2 separate regions of the Homo sapiens genome follow, and region 1 is linked to region 2. A link is a loop called in an ENCODE intact Hi-C map of the cell type or tissue named here. Cell type or tissue: PC-9. All regions are shown on one strand. Each heading gives the region's core, and the rest is flanking DNA. Links, peaks and the distances in the headings are about the cores only.

The links. A loop is a pair of places that touch in the nucleus more often than their neighbours do. Peaks named below come from ENCODE experiments on the same cell type or tissue, not always from the same donor. Only the 100,000 strongest peaks of a DNase experiment are listed, where the experiment ranks them.
Region 1: a loop joins it to region 2, with 5 times the contacts of the local background. A loop is called at or near these places in 16 of 110 quality-filtered maps.

Annotation. Positions count from the first base shown.
Region 1 is chr20:25,075,362-25,078,270 of GRCh38, forward strand. VSX1 (visual system homeobox 1) reads right to left here. Exons shown (of 5, transcript NM_014588.6): 4 at 2,324-2,504; 5 at 102-1,189. The coding sequence ends at 900. Among named protein-coding and RNA genes, the nearest start is that of VSX1, 5.3 kb to the right of the region's middle. In PC-9, for the core only: a CTCF peak has its summit at 1,499; DNase peaks (open chromatin) are centred at 1,090, 1,530, 1,610 and 2,400; H3K4me3 peaks cover 2,361 bases; H3K27ac peaks cover 2,500 bases.
Region 2 is chr20:25,251,439-25,254,347 of GRCh38, forward strand. All of the region lies in intron 1 of PYGB (glycogen phosphorylase B), which reads left to right. Among named protein-coding and RNA genes, the nearest start is that of PYGB, 4.8 kb to the left of the region's middle. In PC-9, for the core only: no CTCF peak of the experiment used is centred there; a DNase peak (open chromatin) is centred at 1,693; H3K4me3 peaks cover 2,116 bases; H3K27ac peaks cover 2,483 bases.

The DNA of each region.
Region 1 (2,909 bases), core at 223-2,722, 180 kb before region 2:
TGTCACATGTCCCCAGATTGAGAAGGGGTGAAGGGAGAGCCTGGCTGGGATCAGAGATAGTGGAGATGTACAAGTGTGTAATAGAGGAGTGCCTTGAAAAGTAAACACACCACAAAATGTTTATTTTTAAAGAATAAATAAATGGCAAAGGAAACGCAGGAAAGGAAAGATTTACAAAATCCAAGTCACTAAAGTGCTTTCAATCACAAATTTTGAAAGACCAAAAGCCTGGTCTGACCTAAAAACACTGTTTCCAGCTATCCAACAATTGTTTAAATATGATCCCATGCTATTTTTAAAGGAAATGCAGAAACGACTAGAGTATGGGTTTCTTTGAATTCCAATATGCATAGCCTATCAAGTGACACTCAAGAAAACACAAAATTACTCCCTAACAAGAAAATTGAAATATCCAAGGCCAAGTTCAAGGTAAAGACAATATAATTCATTCATGTGTCTGTATGGAGTCTTCACTATGATGATATCAGATTCTTCTGGATATTAAACAATTTTATATTTCCTAATTGAGAATGAGGACATCAGACCTAACCTATTCATCTATACAGTACATTGAACCACACATCTCAAATGATGCCCAGCAGTGAAATCATTTTTGAACTTCGGATCCTCCCTGCTCAAGCTACAAAAGAGAATCAAAAGTTTTGCACCAAGTTAACTGGTTAAAGTGCCATTAAGGAACCGTTTCCATTCTAGAATGAAATAGAATTTTCCCTAGGTCACTCATCTGTCCTCTTAAAGCAAGTGGCATTGCATTTTATCTTGACATTGTCAGAAGAAAATCAAACTGAGAGTATATGTCTTGGACAATTTTTGTCTTTTGGAAAATGCCAGTGAGGAATATGCACATTTTCAGCCTTTGACAGTGGGACCTGTGGGTCTCATGTGGCTCCCACCTTCCCTGGCTGGGGCCCCTCCAGTGCCGTGGAGTTGGAGCCTCCTTGAGCACCAGCCCCAGGGTGCACTTTCTTGGTCTCCTGCCGGGCAGAGCTGGAGAGGTCAATAGCCACATCTTCCAAGCCATTCTCAGGGCTCACTTTATCTGAGCCTCTCTGTGATCCTGACTCACTCTGGCTAGAACCTTCTTTGAAGTGGTCAGAGCCCCAGAGTCCTGCCAACTTATCTTCACTTCCTGGCTTCCTTATCATCCCCATGGATTTTTTATGCATCCCTTGTAAAAAAAAAAATAAAAAGGAAAAAATAAAAATAAAAATTTAAATTCAGCAATGAAGTAAATTTCCTTCTTATTGTTCTCTAAATCCCACTAGAATTGTCCTTGTCAGTGCCTATCTCTGGGGCCTACAGGAGAGGCAGGTAGGTAACTCCCACCTTAGGGGTTTAAAGCAGGTGTCTGACCCCGGGTCACATCCAGCAAAGGTGTTTAGGATGACACAGTGATTGGCATTGGGCCCACTTTCCCCTAGGCTGCGGTCTCGCAGATGCCAGTAAGTGCCCTCCCCCACCTGTTTGTGCAATTTCAGATGAGCCAGTTTGGGTCACTGCCTACAATGCTCCCTCTAGTGTTTCAGTCCTTGAGAGCAAAGTCAGGACATATCTATGATTGGAACCTCCAGTGCCCAGGATAGGGCTGCTTGGTAGCTGTTCAAAAACTGTTCGCTGAGCAAAAAACTTCCTCCATCTAAACCTAAAATGCCACCATGATCCTCCTAACTAATTACCCCGTGCCCGGAGGTACTCATCTGTGACTCATTCCCACAATCTGTGATCCCTGCCTGTTGGTTTCTGGCGACAGCAAACAGGGCAACAAGGGTGGAGCATCCTGAGAGTGCTGGGTCTCAGCAGCGGAGACTCTTTGAGCACCAAAAATCTAAGGGACAGAAAAGCCACTCGGCAGGTTGTTCATGGCAGAACCAAGCCCGGGGCCAGCCCTCCTGACTCAGATGGAGGGGCTCACTGTCCCCAGGGGTCGCTGCTCAGCACTGCCCTGTTTCCTATTACCAAGTGCCCTAAATTGTATGGTTTCTAAAAATTCTAACAGCATTCAACACTTGGATGCTGTTAATGCAATGATGTCATTTCACCCTTAAATCCCAAATACATATTTAGCATGCATAGCCCGGTGAGACTTCCACACAGCCTAGACAGTCTCTGTGAAAAATGAGGCAACCATCCAGTTGCTGCAAGCTTTGTTATTAATTAAAAATAATAAGAACGGTTCTGGACCTGAATCTCAGTAAACTGACGTTGCTTTGCTTTGGAAATGGCTGCCTCGGTGGGGACACCCTGGGATTCCCCCACCTCCTACAACACCTCGAGCCGTGCGATCCCGGGGGCCCTTCCTTACCCAGGAGCCAGGGCGCGCAGGAGCCCAGCAGGCCGCCCTCGGCGGAGTTGAGCACGGAGTCTGGCAGCGGGATGCAGTGGCGCACCATGGCCCCGTACAGCCCGTACTCGGCCATCACGCTGCTGCCGCCCCAGCGCTTCTCCCGCTTGCGCCATTTGGCCCTGCGGTTTTGAAACCAGACCTGGTTGGAGGCAGGAGAAGCAGAAGGCACACAGAAGAGACAGTGAAGAGGGGCGCCTGGAGGAGCGGAGGCGGCGTCCCAGGGCTCGGATCTTCTCTCCCGAGCATGATCCCATGCTATTTCTGAAGGAAATAGCTCCCGAGGGCCAACCAGCCGCCCTCAGGGAGAGCGCCCAGGAGCCCCCAGCAGCGCCCACGTGCGGTCCGGACTCACGGGCATTCAACGCAGTAGGGACACTTGTGACCACGTCCACTGAAGTTTCCATAGAGTCAGGAATGAAAAAAACTAAAGAATCAAACTCCCTTTTCCCACATTGTGTGAAGAGGTCAACTACAGTGTTTCCTGCTTTTTCTCATTAATTGGAATGAGCTCACTGGGGCACTGGCTCCTTCCGAGCTTAGGCTA
Region 2 (2,909 bases), core at 283-2,782:
ATGTTAGAGTTAAAATGTTTCTATTTCATATTGAATTGACATTCCATCTCTATCCAGAGAGAATTTGAGGATGCTTATGCTAGATACAGCACAAAAGGTTCACATTAGAAGGCCTCAGAGTGAGGGTTGGGGTGGGACAGTGAGGGTCAGGACACAAAACACAGACCAGGATCCTGGCAGTGAAAGCAGCCCATGCCCAGTTATGAGAGTCACGGGATCCCTTCTATAACATCCTGAAAGGACAGTTGCACGGTTTATTCTGTGGGCCTTTGTGAAGCTGTGTTGTCGATGTGCTGAGCCACTGACCTGCAGCACCCCTGCAGTGGATGTAACAATCAGTTTTTGAGACTCTTCCCATAAGCTCCTGGCATGACTACAACACAGATTAAGGAAAAGCAGCTCTACCTTGGGGCCCACACTGCTGTCCTAAATATTCCTAATGAGATAAACACAATGAAATACGATTAATCTTTTGGTTTGGCTGGACCCAGGAGTTAAAGAAGATGATCTAGAGAAGTGTTTTGCAGACCCTTCTGCTCTGTGATCCCCACTTCTGGGATTTGTTTTAATTAGTCAGTTGTGGTACCAGCCTCCGGAATCCTAACACTCCCAATTTTTCTGATGTATTTCCACTTTTATGTGTGAAGTTGAGCTTGCATCTCCTGGGCAGGCTTCCCTGACAGCAGATCGCTCAAAGTCATTTTCTCTGACCAGTAGCTGATGGTGGGTGCTGTTTTGTGTTGCTGACAGCTAGCCACTTGGAAGGTAGGCCTCAGCTGTCATTTTAGCAGATGGAGAAGCCTACAGTGTGTGCCTTCATTTTCTGCAGAAGACAGCCTGGCCTCTGCCCTTGCAGGCTGTGGTGGCTGGTTTTATGTGTCAACTTGGCTGTTGTGCCTAGATAGTAACGTGGATGTCCCTCTGGGGGGGTCGGGGGGTGGTGTTTCCCACACTGACTGAGCATCTTACAATTCAGTTCCGTTCTGATGCTGTCTACCTAGATGTAGCCTCGGATCCCACAGGCTAAAGGCTCAGTCCCACAAGACTTCTCCACCCCAGATGTCAGTTGCACATCAGGACCTCCCTTCTGACCTCTGACCGACAGCCTCCTCAGGTTTGATGATTTGCCAGAATGGCTCATGAAACTCAGGGAAACACTTCACTTGCGTTTACCAATTACTTACAAGGAATACAACCCAGGAACAGCCAGATAGAAGATATGCAGAGGGCAGGTCTGAGGGAGGGTGCAGGGGCTTCCATTCCCTCTGCAGGTGCCACTGTCCCAGCACCTCCAGGATTCACTGAACTGGAAGGAAGCTCTTCCATCCCCTTCAGTTGGGGATTTTATGGAGGCCGCAGTTACCTAGTGTGATTATTGGCCATTGGTGATGAGCTCAGCCTTTAGCCCCTCTCCCTTCACTGGAGGTTGGGGCTGGCGGGAGGGGTGGGCCTGAAACTTCCAACCCTCTAATTAGAGCTGGTTCCCCTGGCAGCCAGCCTCTGCCCTGAGGGGCTTGCCAAAAGTCACCTTTTGGTGACCACATCAGGCGTGGTTGAAAGGGACTTGTTATGAATAACAAAAGACACTTCTTTCATTTTTATTGCTCTTATCACTTAGGAAATTACAAGGGTGTTAGGAGCACAGGCCAGGAAGAACAAATAAGTATATCTCATTACATCACAGTTTCACAGCCTCCCATGGGGGAAGGCCTTGCAGAACAAACCCTGCCACCAGCTACCTTGCACCAGAGCTGCAGCTTGCCTGGGTCTCCAGCCTGCTGGCCCACCCCACTCTGTAGGTTGTGGCCTTGCACTTCAGAATCACTTGAGCCAATTTCTTAAATCTGTCTCTCTCTACACATACCTTACTGTTCTGTGTCTCTGGAGAACCCTGACTAATCCACAGGGGCCGTGGTGGCTTTATAAAATATGGCCGGGCGTGGTGACTCACACCTGTAATCCCAGCACTTTGGGAGGCTGAGGCAGGTGGATCACCTGAGGTCAAAAGTTCGAGACCAGCCTGACCAATATGGTGAAACCTGGTCTCTATTAAAAATACAAAAATTAGCCGGGCGTGGTGGTGGACATCTGCAGTCCCAGCTATTCGGGAGGCTGAGACAGGAGAATTGCTTGAACCAGGGAGCCAAGACTGCGCCATTGCACTCCAGCCTGGGCAACTCTGCCTAAATAAAATAAAATAAAATAAAATAAAATAAAATAAGGTAACCGACCTCACCTCCACATCTCAGCCATATTTCCTTTTAAACTTTATGTGATTTCAGACCCTTAAAAAGTTGCAAGAATAATACAGAGATTTCTTGTAATTCCTGTTGACGCTTCATCCGGATTCCCCAGATGTTAAACATTGCAACACACTTGTTAGGTCATTTTGTCGCTGTAAGTTCATTTTTCTCCGAATCATTTGAAAGTAAGAACCAGCCTGACCAACAAGGTGAAACCCCTTCTTTACTAAAAATACAAAAATTAGCCAGGCATGGTGGTGGGCGCCTGTAGTCCCAGGTACTTGGGGGACTGAGGCAGGAGGATTGCTTGAACCTGGGAGGAGCAGGTTGCAGTGAGCTGAGATCACGCCACTGCATTCCAGCCTGGGCAACGGAGCGAGACTCTGTCTCAAAAAAAAAAAAAAAAACTGAGTCATAGCCTTGTTGCCCCTTCACCCCCAAAAACGGCAGTGAGTACTCCGGAAAAACAGGGAAGCTCTCCTACACACCCACAGTAGAGCAGTTAAACTCTGGACATTTTAATCAACACAGTGCTGTTGTCTGCAAATCTTTTCAGTGTCACCAGCTGTCCTGCTTAATAAATACAAATAAAATGCAATAATACAATTGTAAAAAATACAAATAAATAATTGGGAGAACTTTAGAAGTCTTTTCAGATTATATCTT